2 separate regions of the Homo sapiens genome follow, and region 1 is linked to region 2. Evidence: chromatin loops called from intact Hi-C (ENCODE). Cell type or tissue: B cell. All regions are shown on one strand. Each heading gives the region's core, and the rest is flanking DNA. Links, peaks and the distances in the headings are about the cores only.

Region 1 (8,834 bases), core at 360-8,359, 160 kb after region 2:
GGCAGTGCAGAGAGTGAGGGAGACCCAGGGAAGACACTGTTTCTGCCCTGCTGCCCTGGAGAGGAAGAGAATCTCCTCTGTGGCCACTCCTGCACAGCTTGGGACCTTCATCAAACACACCTCTTAGGGCTGCCAGTGAAATTAGTTTTTGGTGTTGCTTTAATTGAACACCATTGATGAGGCAGAAGGTGCTAAGACAAATAGCTCCAAATGCAGGCAGTACATGGACTACCTCATTCAGGAAGTGTTTTTCACCCCAAAAGGGAAACTCTGAAGCTGCAGCAAACTGTGATCACACCACTGCACTTCAGCCTAGGCAATAGAGTGAGATCTCTTTAAGTTAATTTTTTAAAAAGGAAATTTGAGAACTAAGAAATATAATGTCAGCATTGAAAATGTTAGTAGGTAGGTGTATTGGGCTGTTCTTGGATTACTATAAAGAAATACCTGAGACTGGATAATTTATAAGAGGTTTAATTGGTTCAAAGTCCTGAAGCTGTACAGAAAGCATCTGCTTCTGGGCATGCCTCAGAAAGCTTACAACAATGACAGAAGGTGAAAGGCAAGCAGGAGTCTCACATGGCTAAAGCAGGGGCAAGAGACATGAGGGATCTGCCTCCATAATCCAGACACCTCCCACCAGGGCCCACCTCCAGCACTGGGAATTATAATTCAACCTGAGATTTGGGTGGGGTAAAATATCCAACCACATCAGTGGGTTTAACAGCCTGGGACAATATCAGACAGCCTAAAAGATATGTGCATAATGGGGAAAGAAGAAAGAATGAAGCAGAAAAATCATTTGAGGTAAAAATGACCAATTTGTTTCTATATTTGGTGGAAAACATCATCATTTAATTTGAGAAGTTCAGGAAATCCTAAGAGGAATAAATATAAAAAGAACCATACCTACCCACCTAGGCATGTGGTATAAAACATCAAAATCAATGACAAAAGAAATCCTAAAAGTAAGCAGAGGCTGAAAATGTTCCCACTATATACTGGGGAACAACAATATGAACAACAACAAACTTAACAAATTCTTCAGTATGGACTCTGAGGCTCTTTCTGGTCTTTCATCAAATCTCTCTCAAATTCTCCAATTTCTATGATCTCTACCTTACTTCTGCAATTGCCAGTATACTGTTAAACCATTTATTAGCCTTGACCTCCTGGGCTAGTGTCCAAAAATGCCCTGTGCCTCTGTCCTCCTAAAGGCAGGTGCAGCCAAGCACCTCAATCTGTGCTAAGATCTTCCTGGAACACTCCCTGACTTAGACTCTCACAGCAGCCCTCACTCTGACACATATGCTTCTCCACCCTCCAGGCCCATTTATGTGTCCTCTGCACACCCTGTGGAAGATTCATGGCACCTCCTGAGCTCCCACTGCCCTTGTGAATGCCACACACCTGATAGTGGCTGCTGGCCTGTATGCCTGCCTCTTCCAGAAAATATAGAGCACATCAACAGTGAGCCCAGGAGGGCTCACGGTGTCTCAACTTTTTCTCACCAGCGACTAGAATATCTTTCCATGGTTGGTGTAGTCCCCTGTTAAAGCAGGAAAGGATGATCACAGTCCCTGTAGATTTGTCATCATGCCAGTAACTTAAATGATGTAAATTCTTTTGTCCTCATTCCCCTACTGCCCACCTCTCCCTGCCCCTGTCCCAAGGGTCCCCACCCCAAAGGAAGGCACTTTTAGAGTACAGGAACATATTGTCCTGTTAATATCTCCTTGCTCCAAAGTGACTCTCTTTTACTGGTCTAAACTTATCTCCCCTAACCCTGGACTAGTCTCAGTTTTTATTTTTGTTTTTGTTTGTTTGTTTGCTTTGGGATGGAGTCTCACTTTGTTGGCCAGGCTGGAGTGCAGTGGCATGATCTTGGCTCACTGACTGCAAGCTCTGCATCCCAGATTCACGCCATTCTCCTGCCTCAGCCTCCCAAGTAGCTGGGACTATAGGTGCCCACCACCACACCCGGCTAATTTTTTTGTACTTTTAGTAGAGACGGGTTTTCACCGTGTTAGCCAGGATGGTCTCAGTCTCCTGGCCTCATTATCTGCCCACCTCAGCCCCCCAAAGTGCTGGGATTACAGGCATGAGCCACTGCACCCAGCCTATCCTCAAGGTTTTAATAGAGCTGCACACAGTATCCTTGGTTCCCAGCTGTCCTGCCCTGGACCTTGCCATCAGCATGGGACTTAGCCCTTTAAGTGGGTCTTACTGTGGCCAATGGCCCTAAACAAAGCTCCAGGTCAGTGGGGTTGAGTGGAGACCCATGAGCCAACTCTGGAGGCCACCCAGGAACTGGGACTTGGATTGGAGGCTGTAGGATCAACTCTCAGGAAAAAATTTGTTCCTTTATATGGGTTTGGATACAGAGAGGCCAAGGTGACCGGCTCCACATTCTGGGCCGATGGGTTTTCCTTTCCACAGCTGCAGTGAGAGCCTCCCTTGCTAGCCTAGCACCCACACTGACACTCACACATACTGAAGTATGCTCACACTCTCTCAGCTCCCTCTTCCGTGGACCCCTCCAGCCTCCCTGGTCTCTCCGGGCAGTCTGCTCCTGGCACAAACATTCGTGCTCACAGGCACCTAAGCATGTTCTCATCTCCCTCTTCAGCAGGCCCCTTCTGCCCTCCCTGGGCTCTTCTGGCAGGCTGCTCCTGGGTCATATATCCACGTTCATAGACACCTAAGCCTGCTCACACTCTCAACCTCTTCTCCAACCGGTCTGCTCCACCCTTTCCAGATTCTCCCAGCAGCCTTCTGGAACAGACATCCATGCTCATAGACACATAAGCATGCTCACAGCCCCCTTTTCAATAGGCCTTGTCTGCCCTCCTGGCCATCCCAGCAGTCTGCTCCTGGAAGACACATCCATTCTCATAGACACCTTTGCGGGCTCACACTCTGTCAGGCCCCTCTTCAGCCAGCCCCCTCCACCCTCCATGGGATTTCACAGCAGCCTGTTCCTTGGCCATCATGCTTCTTCCTCCATTTCCTGGGCCACCTATACCACAAAGAACACACAGGTGGCTTGTCACTGTCCTGTTCACACCCTTCAAAACTCAGTGTCCTTAGAAAGCAGAGTGACCATACAGTTTATCATCCAAACTGGAGCCCTCAGGAGTTTGAAAATATTTAGAAAATTAATTTTCCTTGTGAAATTAGTTAATTGGTAGGCCAGGACGATAGGCATCAGATAGTGGGAGTGTATGGGGCATATGGAACCCTATTGTCACTCCTTAGGAAGGATCTTGCCCCATTTCTCCTGTGCAGGCTGTTCCCCAGCTAAGCCTTTGCTGCAAGTGGTTCACTTATATGTGTCTGTTTCAGTGTGTCCTTTTCTGCCTTGGTCCCTGATGACTTTGAACTTTATCTTCCACGGTTTAGCCTCAGAGTGTCCAAGTGTCCGGACCTGTAGGTTCCAGTGCTCACCCTGCGCTTTTATATATCTGGTTGTTTGCAGTGGATCAGGAGCCCCTGGCCAGGATTTTGCCGGTGTTGTTTGTTTCTGCTGCTCAGCACTTGCCTTTCATTTCCTTTGCACGTGTGTATCTGTCTGTGTGCATTTTGGTCACCTGTCTTCCATCTAAGTCAGCCCTTACCCAGCTTGAACTCCACAAGAGCTGAGGCTTCACTTCTTGAGTTTATCCCTCCCTCCATTTCCACTCACCTTCAGGGACAAATGCCTTGTAAAGGGTGTAGGCGTGGGAAGGAATTGTTGGATTAAAAGTGCACAGAACTGGCTGGGCGCAGTGGCTCATGCCTGGAATCCCAGCACTTTGGAAGGCCGAGGCAGGTGGATCATCTGAGGTCAGGAGTTCAAGACAAGCCTTACTAACATGGAGAAACCCTGTCTCTACTAAAAACACAAAATTAGCTGGGTGTGGTGGCCCATGCCTGTCATCCCAGCTACTCGGGAGGCTAAGGCAGGAGAATCGCCTGACCCTGGGAGATAAGAGGTTGTGGTGAGCAGAGATCATGCCATTGCATTCCAGAATGGGCAACAAGAGCAAAACTCAACCTCAAGAAAACAAAAACAAAAACAAATAAATGCATAGGAGACCTGACATGGTGGCACATTCCTATAATCCCAGTACTTTGAGAGGCCAAGGCCAGAGGGTTGCTTGAGCCTGGGAATTCAAGACTCAAGACCAGCTTGGGAAACCCTATCTAGATAAAAATGCAAAAAAAAAAAAAAAAATTAGCTGGACGTGGTGGTGTCTGCATTTCATCCCAGACATCTTAGAGGTAGGGATGGGAAGACAGCTTGAGCCCAGCAGCCTGGCAGTTCAAGACTACTTTCTGCAACCTATCTCTATCAAAAGAGAAAAAAAAATTAGCTGGGCCTGGTAGTGCCTGCCTTTAGTCCCAGCAATTTGGGAGGTTGAGGCAGGAGGATTGCTTGAGTTCAGGAGGTAAGGCTGCAGTGAGCTAGGATCAAGCCACTGAACACAAACCTGAGCAACAGCAAAACCCTCCCTCAAAAATAAAATAAAAATAAAGAATGCTTAGGAAAGTAATTTTCAAAGCCCAGTTTTTTAAATAACTGGTTTTATTTGCTGCGTTTTAAGATACATGAATTATTCACTTGCCTTCCTTCCTTGCAGGGATGTTTTCTTCTTAAAGAAATATGGATGAGAGTGGCTGGTGATGTGTGGGATATGGATGTGGTTTTATATAAACAAAAAAGGCAAAGTGAGAAAAAGAGGAAACTAGAAGGCTGGTTGGGCTGTGCTCTTCGATTTCAGGCTGAAGCCAAAGGACTTCTGCAGCAATGGTGCTGCGCTGCTGTCCCCTGCTGGAAGGTGACCTCATCTACTCACAGGCCCTGATGTCTTTTTCAGATTCTGCTTTCTTTGAGAATGAGGTCAACATATCAAATGGGATCCTTCTGGAATGTTGCTGGCATCCTGCTCTGATGACATGACATTGAAGGTAGCGTTGGCATCGCAAGGAGTGGGCTGTTTATCCCAGACAAACCCTGGCACTCGACGCCAATCTCATGGTCATTCTTCCATGAGGATTATCTGTTACTGACCAGGGTGAGCTTTATTTGTTACTGGCCAGGCTCCCTTCCTCTGTTATCCAATGAACTCCGATTTCTCAGTGGGGTCCCGGTGAGAATCCAAGCCTTCCTGCTGGCTTTCTCACCACTGCGTACAACCCCGCCGTGGGCCAGCAGCCTTACGTGTGCACCCCAGAGGAATTATGCCACATCATTCCCGGGTGCAGGAATGGCTTTTGCTCCTGTTGTGGCCGGTGTGTCCTGTAGATCTGGAGTATGAAGCAGGACGCATGCATCCACGATCTTTAGGCTCACAGCCAAGAGATCTATACCATCAAGTGGAGCCCCACCGGGCCTCTGCCAGCAAGCCAAAACCTACATCACGTTGGCAAAGTAAGGGCAGGCAGCACAATTGATAAAGCTCTGCCCTACATAACGACGATGGGAAATTTTGCTAAATTGTGTCCATGCGCCTGTGTTCAAGCCCTTCAGAGGAAACAAAGTGGTAGCTCACTTTGAAGGGGCCAAAACCATCCTGCCTTTGAGATAACCATGGTTTTGGCCCAGGTGCGGTGGCTCACGCCTGCAATCCCAACACTGTGGGAGGCCGAGGTGGGTGGATCACCTGAGGTTAGGAGTTCGAGACCAGCCTGCCCAACATGGCGAAACCCTGTTTCTACTAAAAACATAAAAATTAACTGGGTGTGTTGGAGCATACGTGAATTCCCAGCTATTTGGAAGGCTGAGGTAAGAGAATCTCTTGAACCCAGGAGGCAGAGGGTGCAGTGCACACCATTGCACTCCATCCTGGGCAACAAGAGCAAAATTCTGTCTCAAAAAACAATAATTCCTGTTGCTTGAAGAATGTGTGTGTGTGTGTTTGTGTATATATGTGTGTGTGTGTATATATATATATACATAGAGAGAGAGAGAGAGAGAGAGAGAGAAGCGGGGGAAGGTGTCTCACCTTGTTGCCCAGGCTGGTTTCCAACTCCCGGCCTCAAAGGAGCCTCCCACCTCACCTTTCAAAGCACCAAGATTGCAGATGTGGTCCACCATGCCTGGCCTAAAAAAACTTTTTATATGTTTATTCTTAACTTAATTTGCCATTTTTCCAAATATGGTTCTCTGCATTAATTTAGTAATAATAGCTATTGTGTTTAAAATTGTAGGACCATTTTTGGCCAGGTGTGGTGGCTCATGCCTGTAATCTCAGCACTTTGAGAGGCCAAGACGGGCAGATCACAAAGTCAAGAGACCAAGACCATCTGCGCCAATGTGGTAAAACCCTGTCCCTACTAAAACACAAAAAATTAGCTGGGCATGGGGTGCGCACCTGTAGTCCCAGTTACTTGGGAGGCTGAGGCAGGGGAATCACTTGAACCTGGGAGATGGAGACTGCAGTGAGCTGAGATCTCACCAGTGCACTCCAGCCTGGCAACAGAGCAAGACTTCATCTTAAAAAATTGTAGGACCATTTTAATTAATTTGGTTAATATTCTTCAAAAATATTAACCATTCATATGTATAGAAAGTGCACAAAAATTAATGTGTATATATCAATTTGTTTCCCTAGTAAAAACATCAAAACTTTTGTATGTTTGTTTAATGACTATGGCTTTGTTTTTAATACATTTTAGAAGAGACAAAGCTCCTCAGATTATTATCTTTTGAAACATAAACGTTGGGAAAGACAACTCCTGGAGATCCAACGACACACGTTATGGAGAACTTTTTAAAACTGCCATATGTATGTGATTTTGCTTTTCCTCCCACCTTACTAGTGCTTCATTCAATTTTGCATTGAAACTGTGGGATGTGGAGCCAGGCATCTGAACCCACATGCTCAAGAAACATGATTCACCTCTGCAAAGGAGGGAATCAGATATGCATTTATCTCAGTGAGCAGAGAGGTGACTGAATAGAATGAGAGGCAGGTTTGCCCTAAGAAGTTCCCAGCTTGACTCTTCTCTTTAGTTTAGTGAGTTGGGGGCCCCAAGATTTATCTTCCTTTCACAGATCCAAGTGTGCTTGTGGCCATCACCATGACCTGGAGTTTTGCAGTGGCCAAATCCCAAATGCAGGTCTTGAATTGGCAAATGAAGACTCAGTGTTAAGCGAGTTATTGTCACATTTAGGGAAAATATGTATCCCATCTCCTAGTGTTGTCTGGAATTCATCCTGCTCATTTTCATTTTTCTCTTTACTTCTTGCCAAGTAGAGCAAGTGTGTTCCCAGGAGGTGAATTTGGGCACCCTGAGTGGTAGTGCAGAACCCTGGAATGCTCCAGGAAGAACTGCGTGGGAACTGGGCAGATATCAAACCATGTGGCAGAGTTCCCTGGGATAAATGCAGGCATGGCAGGCAGCTTTGGTGGCTCCCTGAAGAATGCCAGTGGCAAATGACTAGCTTTAAAGAGGTTTCTTTTTGCTGTACAGCAGGGGTCCCCAACCTCTGGGGAACCAGCTGCACAGCAGGAGGTGCATAGGAAGCAATGCATCTTTACCACCTGAGCTCTGCTGCCTGTCACATCAGTGGTGGGGTTAAATTCTCATGGGACCAGGAACTCTATTGTGAACTGTGCATGTGAGGAATCTAGGGGGCGTGCTCCTTAGGAAAATCTAACTCTTGCAAAATTGCCCTTGTTTGATGAGATGAATGCGCAGGAATTTTGTCATGGTAGAAAAGGACCCTCTGGTCAAATTTTTTTCTGGGCATTTTTTGTGCTAAAGGTTTGACTTTCTCAAAACCGCTTTCCTAATACAGATGCTTTCATTCTTTGGCCCTCCTGCAAGAAAAAATGCCTTGAGCATTAAAAAACAAAGAAACAAAAACTGTTGTCATGACCTACTGCCCAGTCTGCTTTTGCTTTGCTTTCACTAGACCCCTTGGTAGACATTGCTTTGATTGTGCTTTGCCTTCAGGATTGTTACAGTAGGTAGTCAGACATGAGTATGGCAGGAAAAGGTCTCCCTCCCCAGGAATGCGACGTGACCATCAAGTGATTGTCAGATGGTTGGTAAACTGACCCTCCTTTAGGAACACTTGACTGGTAAGGGAGGAGACTGCCTCAAATGAGCATAGATACAACTCCAAGAAACACATTGCAGATATGGCCCCTCCCAAAGCTAACAGGCCACTGTGCAAGCAGACAGTGTGCCCCAAGAGAAGAATCATGGAAGAAGGGATGCAAGACCACAGAAACCATGCCAACATATAAGACCCCAGGTCAAGGGCTAAACAGTGCACTTCTTCTCTTAAGTTGCCTGCTTGGTGCTCTTCCAAGTGTACTTTACTGTGTTTCATTCCTGGTTCTAAAGACTTTTAATAAACTTTCCCTCTTGCTCTGAACCATGCCTCAGACTGTCACTCTGCCTTATGCCTCTCAGCGGAAATCTTTCCTCTGAGGAGGCACAAAGTGAGGTTCCTTCAGAACTGTGTGGATTTACAACACTGCTAACATGAGGAGGTTTGGGGGTTCACTCCAGGACACACTTCCTCGAGGAGGAAGTAGGCACTCAACTCTTTACCAGCCCCAGCCCAGAAGTCTTTTCCAAGGATGCTGTCAAGGGCTTCATTCCTGTTATCCTTTTCTAACCATTGCCCTTAACTGATTTCCTGTGCTGCACTCCCCGTTTTCTTTCTTGAGAAAAGACGATAGCCAAGTGCATTATGGGACTGGAGCCTCTTCAGTCTGCACTCAGTCCCTTCCCTCTCCTCTTTCCTCTCCCGTTCCTCACACACCTCCGTAGACCTCCAAGGGCACTTCTGCAGCCAACCCAGGAGGATCCCAGTACAGAAGTGAAAAGTCACC
Region 2 (8,834 bases), core at 484-8,483:
ACTCCGTATCTTACATCCAGGGGATACCGATGCAAGGTGTGAGCTCCCACAGCTCTGTCCCTGGGGCTTTGTAAGGTACACCCCCTGTGGCTACTTTCATAGACAGGTGTTGAGTGCCTGCAGCTTTTCCAGACACATGATGCAAGCTGCCTGAGGATCTACCATTCTGGGGTTTGGAGGATGGTGGTCCTTTTCTCATAGCTCCACTAGGCAGGGTCCAGTGGGAACTCTGTGTGGGACTTCCAATCCCACATTTCCCTTCCACACTGCCCTAGCAGAGGTTATCCCTGGGTGCTTCACCCTGAACAGACTTCTGCCTGGACTTCCAGGCATTTCCATATATCTCTGAAATTTAGGCAGAAGTTCCCAAGGTTCAACTCTTGTCTTCTGTGCATCCATAGGCCTAATACCATTGGCCTAACTGCCAAGGCTTGGGGCTTGCACCCTCTGAAGCAAAGACCCAAGCTGTACTTTGGCCCCTTTGGGCCACAGCTGAGGCTGGAGAGGCTGGAATGAAGGGTGCCAAGTCCCAAAGCTGCACAGGGCAGCACGACTCTGTGCCCAGCCCAAAAAACTATTTTTCTTCCTAGGCCTCTGGGCCTGTGATGAGAAGAGCTCCCTTGAAGATCTCTGACATGCCCTAGAGTAATTTTCCCCATTGTCATAGCTATTAACATTAAGCTCCTCATTAGTTATACGAATTTCTGCAGTCAGCTTTAATTTCTCTCCAGAAAATGCTGGGTTTTTTCGTCTTTTCTATCACATGGTCAGGCTGCAAATTTTCCTAACATTTATGGTCTGTTTCCCTTCTAAACATAAGTTCCAATTTCAAATCATATCTCTCAAATTCAAAGTTCCATAGGGCAGGAGCAAACTACCACCATTTGCTGTGCTAAAGCACAGCATGTGTTTCCTTTACTCCAGTTCCCAAGAAGTTCCTCATTTCCATCTGATACCATCTCAGCCTAGACTTCATTCTCCATGTCACTACCAGTATTTTGGTTAAAAAATTCAAGTCTTTAGAAAGTGCCAAAATTTCCCACATAATCCTGTCTTCTTCTAGGCCCTTCAAACTGTTCCAACCTCCCCCCATTACCCAGTTCCAAAGTTGATTCCACATTTTCAGGTTTTCCACAATACCCCATTCCTGGTACCAATTCTCTGTATTAGTCTGTTATCACACTACTCCAAAAATACAACCTGAGACTCGGTAATTCATTAAGAAAGGATGTTTAATTGACTCACAGTTCTGCATGGTTGGGGAGGATTCAGGAAACTTAAAATCACTGTAGAAGGTGAAGGGGAAGAAAGACACATCTTATATGGAGGCAGGAAGCTGAGAGAGTGAAACTGCAGAACATTTTTAAAACCATCAGCTGTTGTGAGAACTCCCTCACTATCATCAGAACAGCATGGGGGTAACTGACATCATAATCCAATAGCTTTGCATCAGGTCCCTCCCTTAACACATGGGGATTATAATTCCAGATGAGATTTGGATGGAGACACAAAGCCAAAGCATATCAACAACACAGCAGTATTTATCTAATGGACCTAGGAACTATCTCTTTGAAACGTAAACATAAAGAGAGAAGGTGCCCCTCTGTTTCCAGTTTCAGTAAAAGGTAAGAACTTAACCTCAGTAGGTGCTTTTCTCTGAACTGCAAAACAACCTCTTGAGATTAAAAATATGAGAAGTCAGTTTCTCTTCTGATTAAAGACAATTAGCTATATAACATGTGGTCCCCTGTTACCATTGTAAACTAAGGGTATGTGACAAATGGTGCCGTTAAATTTTCTTTATTAAAGACTACTGATCAACCAGTAATTTCTTTTAAGAAAATTTGTCTATCTTGAAGACTACCTTGATGCTTAGCTATATAAAAGGCGAGATTTGTTTTTGACTTTGTAATCTCTTGGTTGATTTTCTACAATGTACATTAAATTCATATTTCATATTTTTAACAGTAAAACTGATTTCATTCTCTACTGTCTTTGTGGAGAGGACTTCTGGGTTCAGAGAAAATTTTATTTTTAATGTTATGGCTTCATCACTAGGCTTTTAAAAACAAAACCATGAAGACTTAAATTCCTTAAAACCAGTAGTGATGATCAGGGTACTACCACTTACCTTGCAGAAAAAAAGAAAGAAAAAAAAAGGATTAGGAGGATACTACACTATGTATATGATGGCCAATTATATGCCCAACAAGTAAGATAATTTAGAATAAATGAACAAAGTCCTGATACATACATACTATTTACCTTGCAGAAAGGGAAAAAAAAGGATTAGGAAGATACTATACTTTGTATATGATGGCCAATTATACGCCCAACAAGTTTTATAATTTAGAATAAATGAACAAATTTCTGGTACATACAAACTACCAGAACTGACTTGGGAATAAATACAGCACGAATTCATAATCCAAACTAAGGCCTAGGACCATTTAAAAAATTTACATCAATCCTCGAATGTGTCCAAAAACACAGAAGAAAAAGGGACACTACACAGTTCATTCTGTGAAGCCGGGATTATATTGATCCTAAAGTCAAAGTCATCACACGATACAAGCCAATATATCTTAACACAGATGCTAAGATTCTAAACATAATAGTACACACACAACAAATCCAGTAAATTAAATGATTGTATACCATAATCAAATGGAATTTGTCTTGAAATAATTTGACCTCCACAGCCAGTCCATTTGAGACATTCGGTTAAGCCATGATTTATTATAAGATTCAGATGCTTAGTCTCACTCCTTCCTATGTATATTTACTTTCCATTTCCTGTATATATTTACTGTCTACTTTTTGTCAGTATTCCGCTGGGTGCTAGCAATTGTAAGCAACAGATGCGGCCTCTGTACTTACATGCTTTACTGTGAGGTGGTGAGGTAGAGAAGATAAGACTGAAAAAAATAGGCCGGGCGCGGTGGCTCACTACTGCAATCCCAGGAATTTGGGCGGCAGAGGCGGGAGGATCACTAGGTCAGGGGTTTGAGAGCCTGGCCAACATGGTGAAACCCCATCTCTACTAAAAATACAAAAATTAGACGGGCAGATCGCGCCCCTGCACTCCAGCATGGGCAACAAGAGCGAAACTTCGTTGTCAAAAAAAAAAAAAAAAAAGAGAGAAAAGTGATAAACATTCTGAACATAGAGGGCCTTGTCCTAAGCCAGTCCTCCAAATTCACTGTATAAGAGTAAGGGCTCTCTTAAAATTTAGGCGTTTACAGTTAAATGACCCACGAACTTCTGAAACTGGAAGACCGTTTTTTAGCAAAGGAGAATACTCCAGGGCCCCGCCCATTTCATCCTTGACTCCACCTTCTCCATGCTGAGTCCCGCCCCGCTTCCTGTTTATTCATCCTGCAGCAAACTCTCCGGTATCCTGATGGAGTCTACTAGGTGTCAGTCATTTGGCCGTGCCTCAGCCGAAGAGAGGCGGGGAAAAGCATCGTAATCAGCTGCGTCGCCTTTTGGTGACGCCAGAGAGTGCGCGTCAGCAGTTTATTAGAGAGCTCTGTAGCCAGCCTCTTCTGCGCACCCACCTGCTGCATCTTAGTTCAGTCGGCTCTTAGAGTAGTAACCGCCAGAAAGGAGTCGGAAGAGGTCTCACGAGGCTGTCATCACCGCCATGCCCAAGAATAAAGGTACTGCTGTAAGCCTCTGGGACTATACCTCGGCTTGCTCTGCCAGTAACCCCGACGCCTGTTCCAGGCCGCAGTGACTGTTCTAACGGCGGTACTGGCCACTGCGACCCCAGCACTGTGTTCGGGAAAGGAGCTGGGAATGCCCTATTTGGTCACATTGGGGTGGGACAGACGCCATTTTTGTGGGGCCTCCTTCGGAAGATAGCGGGCTTTTGCTGCTGATTTCACGCCAGACGGAAAACGTATAGGTAGGGACGGTTGAGGGACCTTAACCGGACGGCCTGGCTTTCCAGAATAGGCACATGCAAACACTTCCCTGCTACTTTCCTGGAAGCGGTTCTTAACTTTGAAGACTTACCTATCTGGACAGTTAAAAGTATTGCTAAGGATACTCCCTTTTCCTTGTTAAACAGTGGGGAAGCCTTGAAGCATGTTTAGGTTCATTTCTGGCGTTTTACTCTACCCCATCCCTTTATAGAGTGTAACATTCTTTTGCAGAAGATTTGTTACCTATTTAGGCAGGTTTTCAACTTCCGTATCCGATAAATATTGTGGGAGTAAAGATATCAACGTTCCCTTCATTCTGAGGCTAAACTTTCACACGAAACTTAGACTTGAAAATAAGTTTACTCACAGCTTCTAAAGTAGGAGGTCTAACCTCGGTAGAACCCTTTCTCAGTCATTTCTGAAAGAAATTCTCGTTTTTATACACCTGAGGTAATCTCTCACTTTTAGTGCCCTTGTAATTGCTTGAAGAAAACTGTAGGTGGAAACAAAATATTATTTTCCACAGGAGGGGACCATGTTTTATAGTCCACAAAAACTCTGTTTAGATTATTCCTTCCTGGGACCCAGACCAATTTGTCTTCTTTTTACTTGCCTGTTGGCAGCATGGAATCTGTTTCATTTTCTCTTTTTAGCTGTCACGACACACAGCTCTTGAGGTACTTGGTGACAGTACAGTGCAGTCTTTCCTGGGCATTACTCTTTGCTCTCCCGAAAACCCACTAACGGGTTGTGTGTATAATAAGGTTTTATTTTATTTTATTTTATTTTTTACTGCAAAATTATTGGAGGATAAAGTGTATTCTGGGAGAAGTCTAATTAGAAAGAGTTAGCAAAGGCTTATGCTTTTTCACTAACATTTTCTCAGATGGTACTGAACAACTTCAGTAGGTATCTTGTTCTCACCTTTATTTCTAGTGATGAGATTCCCAGTTCTCTAAGCCATCAGCTCTAAAGATCAGAGTATCTCCCTTTGCAAAATGTCCATTAAATCTTTGCTGATGTTATTATCCCTGTACCTGACTCTATCCTTAAATAGTAAGGCTTCCTTTATTCTTGTAGGGTAGAACTTTTAAACTGAGTGATGCCTAAAAATGTTCTCAATAAAGAGAGTATCTCCAAAACACGTCGGATTTGTTTAAAGAGGAAGTGTGGATTTTTTGATCTTAGAAAGGAAACGAGATAAAATATTAAACGACTTTAATTTTTGTATGATCATGCCTAGCCTCATTCCTCTAAAATATAATTTAAAGTGGATTCTGTTACATGGTATCACAATAGAAGGGGAATGATCAGGGTTTGGTTAATCCTGGTAAATTGAAAACAATTTTTTTTTTATCATATGTGCCTCAGAAGGCACACAAAAGAAGTATAGTGGCCGGGCGCGGTGGCTCACGCGTGTAATCCCAGCACCTTGGAGGCCAAGGCGGGTGGATCACGGGGTCAGGAGATCGTGACCATCCAGGCTAACATGGTGAAACCCCCTCTCTACTAAAAATACAAAAAAAATTAGCCGGCCGTGGGGAGGCTGAGGCAGGAGAATGGCGTGAACCCGGGAGGCGGAGCTTGCAGTGAGCCCAGACCGCGCCACTGCACTCCAGCCTAGGCGACTGAGCAAGACTACGTCCAGCCTAGGCGACTGAGCAAGACTACGTCTCAAAAAAAAAAAAAAAAAAAAAAAAGAAGTATAGTAATACAGTGAACTCCTAGAAATCCATACCTCTAGGAATTATAACCTAGATTCATTAAAGTCCTCTGTTACCCTTCCCAAATTTATTTTTCTTAAGATAATACCCATCCTGAATTGAATGTTTTTATTGTTGTGTAAAATTAGTGTTATCTTCTGGGCTACTTACTTGAGGGATACTTTTGAAGACCCCTAAATATTATGAGATGAGACTTACTAATGTAGAAATAAAACTTGCTCATTTGGTTTTCTGTGTCTTTTTTGTTGTTGTTTTTTTCGTTTGAAAATCCAGATGCCTGTCAGTATTGTCGTGGTGAGGTTTATCCAAATAAACATGTAAATGAGCATGGGCCATATGTGGAATTACTTTTTCTTTGCATGCATTAAGCTGGTATTCTACAAAAATCTTAGAAACCCATCCTCACATCAGGAAAAGGGCATCCTTTGGCCTATACTTGTGAAGAGCTAGAGTAAGGTGCTCCCCACCTTTGAGATTGCTAAAGTTGTCATTCTTTTGGAAATTTATGAGCTAATCATCATTTAGTCATTTGAAAAGCTGCCAAACTTTTGTAAAACCCAGTAAGGAAAGCAGGTATGATCTTTGTCCTGACGCAGCTAAGTTCAGGCACGATTAATTGCTCGAAATATAGAATGTGTTTTCCTTTGTAGAAATTTAGTTTTGGCATGCCCTAAAATGCATCAGAATCTGGATAAATCACAGAGTTCTGGAAGCCCAATTGTCTTCTATAGTGGCACAGAACAATGTGAGACTGCCCCAGAGGTAGTGGGTGAATTCAAGAAGTTAGATGTCTGGCTTTATGGTGGCCAGGTATATGTTTTATTCTATTTGCAGTGTTAACATTTTTATTCAAATTCTTCAATCGATCCCTTAATATTACTGTAATTTGTAGCCTTTCTCCCTCCTTTTGGAAACGGCCGCTACTTTGGTTTACGTTCTCTAATGGGGATACAATGTTATGGAGAAGTACCCCAGTCCCTTGATAATTCAATAGAAAATATCACAAGGAAATACTCTGGATGTGTTTAGTAATAAGCAAAAACTTAAAAATAGAGTGAAACATGATGGCAGTTGAAACAGTTATCAAAAGTCTAAGGAAGTGTGTATGTAAACTTTAAACTAGAAATTATATTTCTATTCATTTATCTTGTGAAATTTGTTTGTAGAATAATATTCAATGCAGCATTATATAATAAAATTAAAACATTGGAAGAAATTAAATTATTAAGTATACTTTAACCATTAAAATGTTGGTCCAGATCTGCAGTTATTGAAATGAAAATGAATATTCAGGACAAATTATTTAGTGTAGTTAAAATATGCTGTAGAAGAAAATGAATGAAGTCCTGTTTTTATTTGGAAAGCGTGAACAAAATATTCATAATAGTTATCTTTGGGTGATAAAATGTTTCTATTATATAGTTTCATATAAGATGTATTCTTATTTCAGAAGTATCCAAACAAATGTCCAAGAAGGATAGTATTGATATATATCGGGTAAAAGACTTAAAGAGAACCTTTGACAGGTCCTGTTAATGAGGTAATATTAATGTTGTAATGTAAATAAATTTAAACACATTTATTATGTGTTTAAATGATATATTTTTAATTTTCCTGCAAGTGGTTTCAAAAACACACTTCAAAAGCCTTATTTTGTTTTATAGTTTAGTTTATATGATATTATGTAGATTTTTACATTAATTTTTTATCTACTCTTTTAATTAATTAGGTAAAGGAGGTAAAAACAGGCGCAGGGGTAAAAATGAGAATGAATCTGAAAAAAGAGAGTTGGTGTTTAAAGAGGATGGACAAGGTAAGACTTTTCAACTTAGGCTTCTTTCATTAATATGTTTTGTTGTTGCTGTTAATATAAATTTCAGTCTTTCTCCTAAAGGAATCTTAATCATTATCCTGAGCCGTTGTCCCTGTGTTTCCATTTCTCTTTTCCTCATTTCTCATCATCTACATTTCTCCTGTACTTGTTCATTAAATAATGATTCCTTGGATATACCAAGTCTGGATAGCGGATTCGATGGAAGCATTTTTGTAAATATACGTTCAGTATTTTGTGTGGAAGAACACAATCTAGCTGATGCCTGCAATCCCAGCCCTTTGGAAAGCGAGGTGGGTGGATTGCTTGAAGCTACGAGTTTGACACTAGCCTGGGCAACAGGGTACAACCGTGTCTCTACAAAAAAAAAAAAAAAAATTAATGGGGCATGGTGTTACACAACTGGAGTCCCAAGTTCTCTGGAGGATGAGGGGAGAGGATAATTTGAACCCAGGAGGTCTAATCTACAGGGAACTGTGAGGGTGCCACTGTATTCAGCCTGGGTGACAGAGCAAGACCCTGTCTCAAAAAAATACAAAAGTTCAGAGCAAATTAAGCATAGACTGTGATCATTAAATATTCCATACATTGGTAATGAGTAATGTTGTACACTATTAGACCATGGTTATTTATGAGGATAAAACCTCAAAACCTTTTTGAACCACAAGTTCTTCAATGCAGCTAGCACATAATCATAAAATGTAATACAATTCTAATAATTGACTAACCCCTTGAATTGATAAACGATGTACAGACTAACATACAAAAAAAAAATAAAGTAAATTTATTGGGCCACTTGCTTTTTTTCTTCTTTTTTTTCTTTAAGTGATGAACTTAAGAAAAATTTGTGATATTAGTACACAAAAAAGTTGCATGTATTCTTCACCTAGATTCACCAATTTTTAACCTTTTACATCTTTTACTTTATTTCTATCTCTGAGTATCTGCATGTATACACGTTTTTCTAACTATTTTGAATTTTTATACAGATAACTAGTAACATGAATTTACAGACTTTAGCGCTAAATACTTCAGCATATGTCTCCCAAGATGAAGCACTTCTCCTTTACTAACTACAAACAACATATTTAACTTTAATGTAATACTGTTATCTGCTTTATACCATGCTGTTACAAATAGGTAACCACTAACCGCATGTGACTATGTAGATTAATTTAACTTACAATTTAGATATGTAATAGTTCCATCACAGGCAAGTTTTCCTGAAGAGTGCTAACCTCATAGGTAATCTATATTCAAATTTCTTCACGTTTAATTATTTTCACCATGAATACATTTATTGTTTAATAATTTATAAGAACAGCTAGGTATGTTTCTATAGAATTTTTG

Evidence for each region. A loop is a pair of places that touch in the nucleus more often than their neighbours do. Peaks named below come from ENCODE experiments on the same cell type or tissue, not always from the same donor. Only the 100,000 strongest peaks of a DNase experiment are listed, where the experiment ranks them.
Region 1: it touches region 2 in a loop (13-fold over the local background); 5 of 110 quality-filtered maps call a loop at or near these places.

Annotation. Positions count from the first base shown.
Region 1 is chrY:20,736,024-20,744,857 of GRCh38, forward strand. It overlaps the pseudogene TBL1YP1. Among named protein-coding and RNA genes, the nearest start is that of RPS4Y2, 16 kb to the right of the region's middle. In B cell, for the core only: CTCF peaks have their summits at 4,809 (motif pointing left) and 5,009; a DNase peak (open chromatin) is centred at 4,798.
Region 2 is chrY:20,572,226-20,581,059 of GRCh38, forward strand. EIF1AY (eukaryotic translation initiation factor 1A Y-linked) reads left to right here and starts at 3,551. Exons shown (of 7, transcript NM_004681.4): 1 at 3,551-3,662; 2 at 7,383-7,466. The coding sequence starts at 3,647. It overlaps TTTY10 (testis expressed transcript, Y-linked 10), which reads right to left and starts at 3,290. Exons shown (of 10, transcript NR_197944.1): 1 at 2,881-3,290. In B cell, for the core only: a CTCF peak has its summit at 4,405; DNase peaks (open chromatin) are centred at 3,476 and 4,376.